Linked DNA regions of Mus musculus: region 1 is linked to region 2. Evidence: chromatin contacts called from ENCODE POLR2A ChIA-PET data. All regions are on one chromosome and are shown on one strand. Each heading gives the region's core, a stretch centred on a gene start or an enhancer-like site at or near the end of the contact. The rest is flanking DNA. Distances are from core to core; before and after follow the strand shown.

Region 1 (7,613 bases), core at 3,899-6,398, 240 kb before region 2:
CCAGGCTCTACATTAAAGAGCTGAGATCCACCCAGCTACAACCCAACTGGCTCTGGATACTGATTTGTTTGTGTGCTGACAGGATCTCATGTAGCCCAGCCTGGCCTTGAACTTGCTTACTACATAGGGGAGCATGACTATTACTCAAGGCTGGGATCACAGGCACGCAGCACCACAGCTGGTCTGGACACTGGACACTAGCTTTGGAAGTCGGCAGACAGGGATCTCGAGCCTCTTTCAGAACTTGCTGTTAAGAACACAAGCACCTCATCCAGGGAAATGGATAGGGTCAGACATGGAGATGCAAGGGGCTCCTAGTTCCCACTCAAAGAAACCAGGACACAATGATGTTGGGAGCTCAGGACAGAATCCACCATATGTCCCAGTCCCTCCTAACTCATGGTAGGGTCTAGCCATCTTGCTCCTTACTCCTGAACAAGCATTTGCTCACAGTACCTCAATCCCTCAGTTCCTTGGGGCTGAGGTAACAGGCACACTCATAGCAGCTAGTACTCTTATTCTATGTCTGGTAGTGTCTCACTAGACCCTTGGTAACCCTGGCACCTCCACTCCCATTTTACTGGGGAAGAAACAGAGGCATAAAGAGAGCCAGAGTCCAAGGAAATGGGCAAGACCTTTGAGTCCAGACTCCCAAATTCCAAAGCTCTTAATCCCATAGGCCCACCTCGGCGAGTGATCTCTGCCTTCAGCAGCCCCTCCATGGCATCTGACTCAGCCAGGTCCAAAGGCAGGTCCCCGTCACTGTTGACAGCAGCAATGTTGGCCCCATGGCTCAGGAGGTACCTAGGGGCAATGAAAGGTCAGAGCTGCCAGGCCTGGACTCAACACCTAACCCAAGCCCTGCCCTTCAACCCTTGCCTCACCTGGCAATGTCCAGGTACCCACAGGAGGCAGCCACATGCAGAGGCGTCCAGCCCTCGTTGTCTGCCTGGTTCACAGTAGCACCCTGCTCCACCAGGAAGCGAACGACTTCCAGGTTCTCATCTATGCAGGCCTAAGGATGGGAACAAGCCCATCAGCTCTCATCTCACCCAGCCAGAGGACCAACGAGGAGACTTTTCTACAAAGGCAGACCCAGAGACCCAGGGCCAGCGAAGGGTGTGAAAAGCAATGCTAATGGCCTTCAATGTAAGTCCCAGGGGCCTCCAGACACCCGCCGCTTAAAATACCCTAGTTACTCCATGTTTGGGTCATCTGAGCATGAAGAGTTCATGGAGACAAGAGCAGGTTCCAGAAGCCAGGATGAAAAAAGTGGACATGGAACATGTTGGGCTGCCATCCCTGCATGTGATTGCTGAACATATTCTTGAGATGGAGGAGTCCCAGAACCCAGACATGGTCTCCCAAAAGGCAGGGCACTTTGAGCAGACACACCCCAGTGTAGGTAGTGTCAGAACGCTCACCTAGCCCTGACTTCCATTCAGAGCACAAATAAATAAATAAATAAATAAGATTATCATACGTATGCAGCACCTCCCAGAGACACAGTTGTGGGCCAGGGGCATATTTCCCAAATTTTCCTGTGCACAGGTTTCCTCAGAACATCTTTCCCCCAAACACCAACACCACACTACACCCCCGCTTCCTCACTTTAGAACAGAAAACTTGGGGAGAGGAAGGCCTCACCCTAGCTAGCACAGTACTCAGGGCCATAGGAGAAAGCTGGCCCCAATCCCTGATGACACTGGCTAGATGCTGGAACCACTGAGTCGAGAGAGGGGGCTGGGTCCCGACTCCTGAGCCCTCATGAAAATTAACCCCCTTCAAGTTCAACCATCTGGAGAAAGAGGGAAGGAAGCTACAAGGGCCAAGAGCATGAAGTCATGGAAATTTAGGCTGCAAGAGGGGGGCCACACGTGCCCTGGGAACGGGATGAACTCTGGGCGTCACTCTGGGCTCAGTTTATTTCTACTCTGTTGTCATGGTGACGGGAGGGGGGCAAGGAGGCAGATGGGCCTTTCCCTTTCAAGGGCCTGGCCAGGCACCGGCGTCCATGTGAAAGATGCCTGAGGCTGGGCACCAGGGACTCAGGAATCTAGGCCCACCTCCTCCTCCCTCAGACACAGAGCTCTAGTCGATCCTCTTTTCTTAGACTTGCCCCTCCTCCCTCAGATCCATGTGTTTGAGCACAAAATCTCTCCCCTGTTCAAACCTAGGACTCTTAACTCCCAGCCCTGCCAACCATAGACCCAACTCATAGCCATTATTGGGCAAGGCAGATTATTGGACAAAGGGAAGAAAAGAAAAAAAAGAGTATCCCTGTCTTGGTGAGGTAGAAGTTGGGGCTCAAGAAATATCACGGCAGGAAGCTGATGCCCCAAGGAGGGTTTAAAACTGAAAACACAGCTCCAGGTATAGAAATCAGGAGACACCAGAAGTCACCAGACAGAGTGACCAAATGTCCTTGTTTTCCTGGGACTGAAATTAGCTCTTGGAACTTTCACTGCTAAAGCCAGGGCAGTACAAGGTGGTGACAGCACACTCACCCCACTCTAGACCCAAGCTCCCTCTGCGTACTGGCCCTGTAAACCAACTGCTCTCTTTGCATCTCCTTTCCCAATCATCCAAGCCTCCTGCAAAGCCCTGAAGAGTGAGTTCACCAAGGTATCGCAGCGGTGGGAGGAGAGACCCACCTGGAAGGCTGCCTGACAGGCCAGGCCTGAGGTTACAGGTCCTGTCAGAGGAGGTGCTCTAGTGCCTCCAGCAGATGCAGAGGAGAGGGATGCAGTCAGAAGAGAAAGCTCAGAAGCCAGGGACTTGGGTGGTGCTAGAAGTCTGAACTGCTCTCCTGCACTGTTTAAAGATGCTGAGACCCTGAGAGGGGCCGCAGGGAAGTAGTGCCCTGCTGTATGTAAAGGAAAATGTCCCAGACAACACTGGGAACTCATTCCCAGGGTACACCGGCAGATCATGTAGGCCTCAAGGAGGAGCTTCCACATGACACTTCTCACCAGAGCTTCTAGGGACAGAGGTGACCACTGGTCCCATTCCACAAGTAAGAAAGCTAAAGGACACAGAGAAAGAACACTCAAGATAAAAGAGACAAAGAACAGACAGGCAAACAGACATTAAGTCAGTACTGATTGACTGGTTTTGTTTTTGTGACTACGTCTCATGTGGCCGAGAATGGCCTCAAACTCACTCTGTAGCTGAAGCTGACACTGAACCTCCAATCACCTTGCTTCCACTTTCCAAGCCCCTGGTTTCCTGAGCTCTAAGTACCCACTCTACCACCCAAGCTACATCGCAGCCCAGGACGGATGGATTCTGGGTGTTTTTTCTCTACCTGCAAGTGTGAAAATTGAACCTGTCAAATACCCTCGCTCTGTTTCCCATCTCCACAGGCAGCAGGCGTCCCTTCCAGGATCCCCTCTGTTCCCACCAGTAACTGAACTACGGGATCCTAGCAAGAAGAGAGGACAACCCAGGAGATGGAAGTTGCCATGAAAGAAGCTGCCCACCAGAAGACTGACATTGGACCAACACTGAGACCAGGAGGGAGAACTGGGATGTAGGCTCTTGTGTGACTTATCTTGTTCTCGGTCATCCTAACTGAATAAAAGCATCCTGAATCCAGAAGAACCCAAGCAACAACACAAGATGGTCCTGACTCTCGGGCACAGAGCACTGGAAAAAAATAATGTGTGGAATAGGTTCTAGAATCCTGGGAGGTGATAGGGTGGAAATCTAGGAGAGAGGGCACACTTTTTGAAGAAGGACGTTGGTTGCCTAAATAAAGTCTAGGAGATGAACCAACAATAGGTGAAGTGGCCATGTAATTCCAGAAATAAGAAGGGCAGAGAAGGGCCTGGCATGGTGGCGCACGCCTTTAATCCCTGCACTGGGGAGGCAGAGGCAGAGGCAGAGGCAGGCGGATTTCTTAGTTGGAGGCCAGTCTGGTCTACAGTGAGTTCCCAGCCAGGGCTATACAGAGAAACCCTGTCTCGAAAAAAAGAAGAAGAAGGAGGAGGAGGAGGAGGAGGAGGGCAGAGACATAAGGACCTGCATTTGAGGATGGCCTGGGCTACATAGCAAGACCTTGTCTAAAGGAAAAACAACAAAACAAAAGGAAAAGTGGTCCAGCTCCTCGAAGAGCAAATGCCTACAAGTTTCCAGGAAGGCAAACAATGTAAACAGAGAAAGAGAGTTGAGGAGAAACTTCTATAAGAGGTGACAAGCTCCCCAAATTGGGGGGGGGGGGGATGAATTGATAATGTAATTAAGGACATGGGATTGTAGGTAAGAGAAAAGATTAAAAAAAAAAAAAAAAGCAAAGGATGACGCGACAGAGGAAATGCCTTTTCAAGGAAACAACGTGGTACACTGTCCTGAGGCCACAACGTACAGCACAAGTCACGGGAAGAAGAGGAAGGCACAAACAGGATGGACCTTCAAAGAAGTGACACTGAAGGACCTGGGCCTAAAGAGGGTCAAGTCAGAGTGCAGGAGAACGAAACCACAGGCCTGGGTCAGGAAAGACTTCAGCACAGTCAAACAAGTACCAGCTAGGAAAGGAGGAACCCGGCCAGCATAGGCACGGAAGTAAGCGATGCTGCAAAAAATGCACGGGAGAGAGATGACAGCACGAATGACAGAGAAGAGGCGGCCACAGAGCAGGCGGGATCCTCAGCGATGGCACAGTCGAGGGGAGGTGGATCAGGGCCGAGGAGGGAGGATGCCCGAGTGGCGAAGACGCGGGGCGGGGGCGCTGACCTGGTGCAGGGCGCTGATGCCATCCGCGTTGGTGGAGTCGAGCACGGCACGGGCAGGCGGAGGGACGGCGGGGTCGGACGCAGCGCCGGAGCCGGGACCGGGATCCGCTGCGCGCAGCATCAGGCGAGCCTCGTCCAGATCGCCCCCCGCGCAGGCCGCCAGGAACTCAGCGGCGCGCTCGAAGCGGACCGTGCGGGCTCGCCGCTCCCCGGGGCCCGGGTCGGCGCCCGCCCGAGCCCCCCACTGCCGCAGCTGCTCCTGCCGCCGCTCACGGGCGGCCGCAGCAGCCGCCGCCGCCCCCGGGCCCGCTGCCGGACCATCCTCGCCGGACATCGCGCCGGCCGCTCGCCCGCCTACTAAGCGAGCGAGCGAGCACCGGGCGACGAACAGCCGCCACCCGCCCGCCCCGGGGGCCGCCGGGAACCGCCGCGCGACAAGCACCGCCCAGAAGCTCGCCCAGCCCCCGCTCGGTATATTGACGTCACGGCGCCGACCCAAAGCCCTCTGGGTAACCGAGTCCCGCCTGAGACTTGCGTAGCTATCGCTGGGGGCAAGGGCCTAAAAAGAAGCCCCTCGTAGCGAGCTGGGAAGTGGAGTTTCTCCCCATTGAGGAGCCTTGCATAACTTGAGCAGATAGGTTAGAGAATGAGGCAGCCGGCAGGCCGGCAGAAGTGCTGGGAAATGGGTTCTACAAGCGGAAGTCTTCGCTAGACTCGCTATATATCCTGAGGCACGTTTAGAAATCCGGAGCTGGAAGGGGTCGAACGAAAAACTCAAAAGGCACGCCCTCAATCCCAGCACTTGGGAGGCAGTGAGTTCGAGGCCAGTCTGGTCTGATCCTGGTCCTGAGTTCCAGGACAGCCAGAGCTACACAGAGAAACCCTCTCTCGAAAAAACAAGCAAAAAGAGAACTGCCTAAAGGAGGACATGTCCCTAGGGAGTGCTGGGAATCTGGGTAGAGCGGCCGGACAGGCTACTGGGGCATGCTGGGAAATGTAGTGTACTTTGTAAAGTGACTACCCCAAGGCGCATGGGAAATGATAGCGGATAGCGGATCCTGAGAGATAGAAATAAATTTTGCATACTTTTTACGATTTGTTTTGAGATAGGATGGCGCTCGAACTCATTAATAATGCCCTTGAACTTCTGATCTTCCTGTCTCCATCTCCTAATTGCTGGGATTACAGGAGTCTGTTTGTTTGTGTGTGTGTGTGTGTGGGGGGGGGGTTATTTTTGTTTTGAGACAGGGTCTCAGTATGTAGCCCTGCCTGGTTTGAAGCTCACTATGCAGACAGAATGGCCTCGAACTCACAAAACTCCGCCTCCTCCTGCCTCTGGAGTGATGAAATTAAAGGAGTGCCACCATGCCGTACTTGTTTTGGTTTTGAATCTGTCCCTCTCCCATCGGCTATAAGTAAACTCGATTTGTTTTCTTTGAGACCCTCTTAGTCCTAATGACTAGAACTAAGCCTGAGAGTAGGCAATAAAAAATATTTCGAATGAATGAATGAATGGGCTCCCTAAGGCATCAGGTAGACCAAGGGCCGACGGGAAATTGAGTTCTCAAACAAGATTAAAGCTTGTCACCGCCAAACTCATCTTTTAACATGGCGATAAAGTTCCCGAGCAAAGTTCAAGGAAATCAGATAACATAGGGCAAGCTGGGAAATGTAGTCTCAAGGCCACGCCTCCAAAGGGTTCAGCTCCAGACTTCCAAATATGTCTCAGAATGCAAGGTACCTAAGAAGTCAGTTTCCAGACCAAGAACGAGCCCACGTTTTCTAGTGGTAATAATTCCCTGAGCATACCAGAAAGAGGGCCCTCAAACATGACCAAAATAACCACATACTTTTCTTCAGCCCACCTGGGGCTGCAAAAGACACTAGGAATTATAATTCAGATTGTATCATGCTCTCTGGGCCTGATTTTGTTGTTCGGTTCTTTTTTTTCCTCCCCCCACCCCCTTTCGCTCCGGCCCTGCTCTCTCCAGCCCATAGGTTTTTTGTTTGTTTGTGTTTTGTTTTTGTTTTCTCATTAAGGAAGGTTGTGAGCCACTCAGTGGTTGCTGGGATTTGAACTCATGACCTCCGGAAGAGCAGCTAGTGCTCTTAACTGCTGAGCCACCCCCTGGCATGACTTTGTAAGTCTAAAATGTGATGTTCCACTAGGTTTGAAAGTTTTTCCAACAGATAAGAACACCTAATAAACACCTGATAAAAATAATGTGATATTTCACATTATCTCCCCTAAAAATCCAATTTGAGAAGGATAAAAAAAACATTTTGAAACAGGAACACAGACCTACCAAAGTCTTAACAGAAAGCTGTCAAAATTTGCATAGGGAAAACAAACGTTTTTCCTAAGGGGAACTAAAGCAGCCCACCCACTCCATAATCTTTGGATTTATGCAGAGAAATAAGCCATAAAAAGCTCGAGTCCTGGGAAACAATGGTCATAAATCCAAAAGGATAACCCTGATATGAGATACGTGAACCCTACCCCACACCACACACACACACACACACACACACACACACCCACCCTTCTTCCCCAAGGCAAGAAGTCCATCCTTGGGACCCACAAGGAAGGAGAGCACTGACCAAAAACTATGTTCCGGTTTTGAGTTCCTGAGCACAGCATTCGTGCACACCCTTCTAACCACTGAATGGGAGAGCAGCAAAACTGATGACTGCTAAGCCCTTGCTCCTGCCCCAGAACCACATGTCTTTTGCTAGTCGTTCTAGTCATTGTACATGTATGCTTACGTATGACAACACATGTGGGGGGCAGAGGGCAACTTGCAGAAGTTACTTCTTCCTTCCATGTGGGTTGTGGTCTAATCCAACCCAGGTCACGATGCTTGGCAGGATCCACATCTA
Region 2 (6,862 bases), core at 2,638-5,137:
ACAAAGGGAAGGGATTTGGAACGTGGCCTTGGCTTGGTTGTGACGGATCCACCAGAGAAAACAACTTGGACACGGGTTCAAGCCAAAAGAAAAATCTTTTATTTATTTATTTTTATTGTATGTGCATTGGTGCTTTGCCTGCATGTAGGTCTGTGTTGGTACTCCTGAACTGCAGTTACAGACAGTTGTGAGCTGCCACGGACATGCTGGGACTTGAACCCAGGTCCTCTGGCATAGCAGCCAGTATTGTTAACCACTGAGCCCTAGAGAGTCCTTTTTAGCTGGCAGTGACTACACTGATCCCAGTGTAGCCACAAGCTGTTCTTAGGATGAGATTTTAATCACAAAAGTCATGACCTGTCTTGACACACTTCAGTTAACAAGAGCAGTTAGCCAGAAGCAGAGCAGCAGAAGCCAAAGGGTAAGACTAGTACAGCTAGAGACTCTTTCAGAACCATGGACTTGGATGGATTTTAGCTATCAGTTCTTGTTTTGGCAGAGGGTGCTGTCTATGAGCTGGGTTTCAAGGCCAGAATACCACATCTGTCATGGCGTCAGTTGTGCTAAGGTCTGTGGTCTAGTAATGTATGGGGACCTGTTACAGCTTACCTCTGCTTATGAGGTCAGGTGCCTGTAATCTCAGAAATCAGGAGTCTGAGGCAGGAGGCTCTTCTGAGTTTAAGGACAGCCTGAGCTACACAATGACTTCCAGGCCCACTCCGGCTATAAGAAACCCCCTTTCAGAAACACAAAAAGTCAGTGGTGGCAAATGTCTTTAATGTCAGCATTTGGGAGACAAAGGAAGGCGAATCTCTAAATTGGAGGCCAGCCTGGTCTATAGAAGGAGCTCCAGGACACAGAGGAGCCCCAAAAGGCCGTCTCAAAACAAGCAAACAACAAAAACAAAGACAGTCAAAAGCTCCAGGGATATAATTCAGTTGGTAGAGTTTTTCCTAGCATGGATGAAGCCCTGGGTTTAACACACAGCACCAAGTAAAAATGTTGTGATGAGGGCTGTCATATCTGCAGTCTGAAGATAGATGAAAAGGATTAGGAAACTCAAGGTCGTAAAGAGCAGCCTTGGATAGATGACATCCTGTCCCAACTCCTCAATGGAGTATACCTGAGCTGTTCCCTTGGCTGCTGGCACAAGGTCTCAGTTGTGTAAAAGTATCTTCTATTCATCTGATCTAATTGTTGACTTGGAGGCTTACTGCCTTCGTCTGCTAGCCTAGGCCTAGTCCTGGAAGCTTCTAGCTTCCATACAACCTAATCTAGGCCTAGAATGTTTTCAGCCTCTTAGACTTGCTGCTGAATACACTCACACTTTCCAGATCTTTCTGAACTCTGGCTAGCTGATCAACTCAGCTATTCTGGCTCAAACCTCCTCTTCCCGCTGACTGATTCAACCTGGCTTTTCTCTGCTTCTCCTGAATTGCTCTGCTTGGCCTCATACCAACTTTGGCCATCTATTCTAATCTTCTGGCTCCTTCTTACTCTCTAAATGGTTCTGTCTTCACCTGTGTCTAGCTTGTTCTCTCTCTCTCTCTCTCTCTCTCTCTCTCTCTCTTTCTCTCTCTCTCACACACACAGACACACACACACAGACACAGACACACACACACACACACACACACACACACACACACACTTGTTTCTATACAACTGTCCTGGTAAAACTGCCCTCTCTCCTTCACTCTCTCTGCCCTGCTCTCTCTTAAGTAGCCTCTTGTTTTCTCTCTGTTCTCAAGAGAGTTGGGCATATCCCTATTCTATCTACTCTTGTTCTGATTCCTCACTTCATCTGTTTCTCAGTTAACATCCCTTTCAAACACACGTGTCTCCTTCTACAAACTAACTTTACCGTCATTGTTTGGGATTAAAGATGTGTGCTAAGAACACTAATGTAGGGGCTGGAGAGATGGCTCAGTGGTTAAGAGCACCGACTGCTCTTAAGGTCCGAAGTTCAAATCCCAGCAACCACATGGTGGCTCACAACCATCTGTAATGAGATCTGATGCCCTCTTCTGGTGCATCTGAAGACAGCTACAGTGTACTTAGATATAATAATAATAAATAAATCTTAAAAAAAAAAACCCAACAACAACAAAAAACACGAATGTATTCCAGCCAGAGTAGCCATGTTGCTGTATTAAATCTCTCTACCCAGTTGTTTGCTAGGCACATCTCTTTTTCTTTCAAAATGGAAATCAAACCACAAGCCTCACCCATGGTGCATATTGTATACCCACAGGCTATACCCTCATCCTGGAATATACTTCAACAGTCTGGAAGACACTTTGCTATTTAGTGGGGTTTTTTCCCTTAAATATATTTTTATTAGCCATTTGAAAATCTCATATAATGTGACAGCACCCAAGGACGATATAGTCATCCTAACCCGGAGAGCTGCTTAGGGTAGGGAGCTGTCTTAGAATTTAGGAGAGAGAAGGGTGGTGAGGCATGGACCTCAGACACTTGAAAGTATATCAGTGTATGATATTTGCTTTGTAGACGCAACCATGAAGCTGTGAGTTGGCAAAACCCCAAGATCACAGAACGGTGCAAAACTTCAGCCTCCTTAAAAACAAAATGTTGCAGCAGCACATATACTAAAATTGCAGCGATACAGTGAAGATTTGCATGGCTCCTGTGCAAGGATGACGAGCAAATTCATGCCTGATCTACATGGTGAGTTCTAGGACAGTCAAAGCTCATGTCTCAAAAGAGAAGCTACTATGATTTAATCAATTGTGTGTGTGTGTGTGTGTGTGTGTGTGTGTGTGTGCGTGCGCGCGCGCGCGCGCGCGCCTTGGCATGAATGTGGAGGTCAAGGACAACCTTCAGGAGTCGGTGCTTTCTTTCCATTATGCGGATCCTGGCTATGAGACTTGTGGGCAGGTGCTTTTACACACTGGGCCATTTCAATGTCCCATCTCACTTCAATCGGTTGTTCCTTCAGTCTGTAGTAACAAAACATTCTGTGCTGTAGGCATTATCCTAACCCACCAAATAGATAACTCAGGAAAGACAAAAACAAAAGTAAGCTTACTTGTTTGGACGTAATTATGATATCCTGCTAATTATACTTGCAGGATTGAAGAGGTGGGTAATCTTAATTAAGGGGTTTCCCCAGGGGAGTGCCCCATGAATCAGAGCTTGTCTTCTAAGTCCCAACTTCTCAGCGTCGTCTCTTTCTGAACTGTTCACAGGCAGGACAAGAAAACTTCACAGAGTTCTTGTAGGTACAATTTTCCAAAGATAAGGAATACTGGGAAAGAGAAAAGATCTTCTTGCTAAGCAGGGTTGGCACTGAAGTTTTGTTGCCATGGCAACCAATGGTCTCCTGGGGCCGGGAGCGCGATGGCGCGTGTGTGCATTCACCTCTTTCCTTCCTGGTTCGCTCAGGGATTTTGCCCCACTTCAAGCTGAAAGAAAGAGAATAGAGCTCCGGATTTAGGGTGATGGGCGGAGGCCTTAACGAATGGAAGCGTGGTCCTGTCCAAGGCCAACCAATAATATACGAAGTTTGTCTCTGACAGAGCCCTCCCTCTTTTCACTTGGACCTGAATAACCTGACCCAAACAGAGTTTCTGTTGGAGCGACGGCTCTTTAAGCCAATGAAAGCACTGATTTGGGACAGTGCAGAAGAAGAGGCGGGACAGATTTTTATGGCAACGCCTGAATGACAGCGACCCGAGCCATTGGCTGTAGTTCGCTGGATTTATTGACAGAGTGGGCGTGGAGGGGTTTTGTCAGGGCACCGACTGGGGCCAGAAGAGGCGGGAAAAAGAGAGCAATGAGAGTCAGCCAATAAGAACAGCGCGAGTTTCATAGCAACGGAAGAGTGACGGCGGGTTGGGCCAAAGGAAGGTTAAGCTGTTTGTTACGCCGGCCGAGGGGAGGCGCGGCGGCTGTGTCGGACGAGAGCCGGAGGAGGCGGTGGGTGGAGGTGGCGGCTGCAACGCGGGTTCCTGAGGAGAAGGAGGAGGAGAAGCGGGTGAGGGGCGGCGCGGGGCCCGACCTCTGAGCCCCCTCTTGGCCCCCGCCCCGCGCCGCCCGGCCTCCCAGTCACCCCCTGAACCGGCTGTCCCCGGGCCCTTCCTCGAACCTTGCGGTCCAAGTCTCCAGCCCCGCGGATCTACGCGCTCCTCACTCGTACCCTTCCCTGCACCCTTGGAGCCCATGCAGACTCCTCTCTCACTCTCAGGACTTTCCTTGCACCTTAGGAGTCGCTCCTTGCCCCACCAGGGCCCATCCCCACCACCTTTTCCTGCATCGTAACCTACCTACCCTGTCACACTCAGGGCACTTCCTGACTCCTGTCTCACTATCCTGGTCTCTGAGGCCCTTCCTCTGACTCTCTGTTTCCCCAGCCCCCTTCTGCAACCTTCCCAGGCTTTAGTTAGCTACTTAGCGCCCTCAATTCCCTCCTCGAACCCGTAGGATCTTTCAGGTTTCCATCACTTCAAATCCCCCAGGATTCCCTCAAACCCTGCTTGGAACCGCTAAGCCCTTCCCTTGGACCCCAGGCATATCTACCCTTTGGATTTCGTGGGCTCCTCCCTTGCAACCTCAGGTGCCTTCTTCCCCCCACCCCCGCCAATCCTGACTTCCCTCCATCTTTCTCTCCCCTTTCTCTCCCTTCACATCATACTCCCTACACCTCACTTTGTCTTTTCCCAGCTTCCAGGCTTTTTTTCTAAGCACCCTCTTCATTTAACCCAGACCGTTTTTTTTCCAGATCTTTCTCCCAGAGTGGCGGAGTGTGTCTTGCCACACTCTGCCTTCTTGCTCTCTCCCAAAGCGCAGAATTGTCAGACACACCACAGTGAGGGTACTGGGTAACCTGGCCCTCCATTTTATTTGATTTGGTTTTCTGAATCTATTTTTTTCCCCTCTTTGCCTCCGACCCTTTGTTTTGACTTGTTCCTCCTCTCCTTTCTGTTCCTCCCTTCTTCCTGTTTTTTGTCCTCTGGCGGGCTTCCCTTTTGCTGGAGTCCTCGGAGAGGCATTAGGGACTGGATCCTTCTTCCCCTAATGGCTGCCTGGGCTCCACCCACAACCTTTTGACCACTCCCCAGAGGAGGGTGACCTTGGAGGGAGGTGCTGAGGACGGGAGAATCAGCCTAGCAGGGGGTCAGCAAAGGCAGGCCAGAAGCTCCTATGGAGTTCCTTTTCCCCTTTCCCTTGATGAGAGCCCAGCTATCCCAACTCCCTCCTGCCATGCTAAGCCTTTGGAGTTATCTCAGGCAGTTAATTAATCTTCCTTCCGCCTGGGTACACAGGGACCTGTCTCTTACATGTGCACTTGGCAAAGTGGTCTTTGTGTGTGCTGACATTCGAGAAAGTGTCCATGTCCTGGGAAGGTAGTGTATGTGATTGGGGGACATGCATCTGTTTTGCAAGAGGGGAGGAAATACTTACTGCACAGGAGACTATTTTTCTTAAGGTTTCCTCACTCGAAAGTACCTGTTGGGTGTCATTCTTACATAGAGTCCCATGAAGTCAATATTGATTACCCCCGTGCTCTCCTGCAGATAAGCAGGCTCTGGGGCCCACAGACACCCCATGCAGCGCCTGAGCGGCACATCCATGCTCTGTGCCAGAGCAGCATGGTTTTTAAAGCACCATGGGGCCTGATCGAGTGACAGCCCGAGAACTGTGCGAGAATGATGACCTGGCCACCAGCCTTGTTCTTGACCCCTACCTCGGCTTCCGCACCCATAAGATGAATGTCAGGTGAGGGGGAACTTGGGGGTCCTGGGTCCTGGACCCTTTCTCTTATGTTTTTACAATTCTCAGCCTGGTCTCCCTGAAGCTTCGGGTGGGGGCCAGGAGGCCTGGAAGTCCCTGGAACCCAGGCATACCCTTTCTCCCAGTCCTGTGCCCACCTTGCGACGACAACACCACCTTCGTTCAGCACTGGAAGCTTTCCTAAGGCAACGGGACCTGGAGGCTGCATTCCGGGCCCTGACGCTAGGAGGCTGGATGGCCCACTACTTCCAGAGCCGTGCCCCTCGGCAGGAGGCTGCTCTCAAGACCCACGTGAGGGAGCCCATGCCCCAGCCTGCCCTGCACAGTGCTCTCTCCATCTAGCTGGCAGATTCTAGATCTCTCAGGAGAGTAGCCCCCAGGCCCAAGACTGCCTTGCTGCTGGGGACAGCCTGCAAGGAAGGCCCAGAAGCCTAGAAGAAGAGAATTGGGGGCGGGCGAGCTGAGATGAGTCCACCCTCCTCTTCCTTTGACAGATGAGGACACCTAGACCCAGAGATGACCCAGGCCACACAGTCAGTGACAAAGTAGACCTGGTCCAAGAGAAAGAGGCCCCTGTGGTTGGCCCGGCTCATCTTCCTGCCCTCCCCCACTCTTCTCTCAGATTTTCTGCTACCTCCGCGCCTTCCTGCCTGAGAGTGGCTTCACCATTCTGCCCTGCACCCGCTACTCCATGGAGACCAATGGGGCCAAGATTGTGTCTACCCGTGCTTGGTAAGGGGGCTGCTGGGAGCAGAGACCCAGTCCGTCTGGATGAGGTAGGACCCAGGGAAAGTGGGGTTAGTGACACAGGACAACCTAGTGGATTTGAGAGAGAATGAATGGAGGATACAGTGGCTGGCCCTGTGCCTCAGAGCTCCTGTTCCCAGGGTGCTTCCCCAGCAAAGACTGGGAGGCATCGCTCAGAGCCCTATAGCCCAGCCTCTTGACAGGAAGAAGAATGAGAAGCTGGAGCTGCTGGTGGGCTGCATTGCAGAGCTGCGTGAAGAGGATGAAGACCTGCTTAGGGCCGGTGAGAACGACTTCAGCATCATGTACTCCACCCGAAAAAGGAGTGCCCAGCTGTGGCTTGGCCCAGCTGCCTTCA

The links. ChIA-PET counts read pairs that join two places held with the same protein, here RNA polymerase II (POLR2A).
Region 1: POLR2A ChIA-PET joins it to region 2 with 10 read pairs in embryonic stem cell. The contact joins the promoter of Ppp1r12c here to the promoter of Kmt5c in region 2. POLR2A ChIA-PET finds 5 or more read pairs at or near these places in 2 of 5 experiments (Patski and embryonic stem cell).

The regions. Positions count from the first base shown.
Region 1 is chr7:4,496,532-4,504,144 of GRCm38, forward strand. Ppp1r12c (protein phosphatase 1, regulatory subunit 12C) reads right to left here and starts at 5,149. Exons shown (of 22, transcript NM_029834.3): 1 at 4,735-5,149; 2 at 885-1,015; 3 at 686-804. The coding sequence starts at 5,067.
Region 2 is chr7:4,736,240-4,743,101 of GRCm38, forward strand. It overlaps Kmt5c (lysine methyltransferase 5C), which reads left to right and starts at 3,888. Exons shown (of 9, transcript NM_146177.2): 1 at 3,888-4,000; 2 at 5,541-5,742; 3 at 5,883-6,048; 4 at 6,380-6,489; 5 at 6,708-6,862. The coding sequence starts at 5,633. Gm24537 (a small nuclear RNA gene) reads left to right here and starts at 2,593; the gene lies at 2,593-2,694. Gm42369 (a long non-coding RNA gene) reads right to left here and starts at 3,841. Exons shown (of 2, transcript XR_881802.3): 1 at 3,053-3,841; 2 at 2,751-2,963.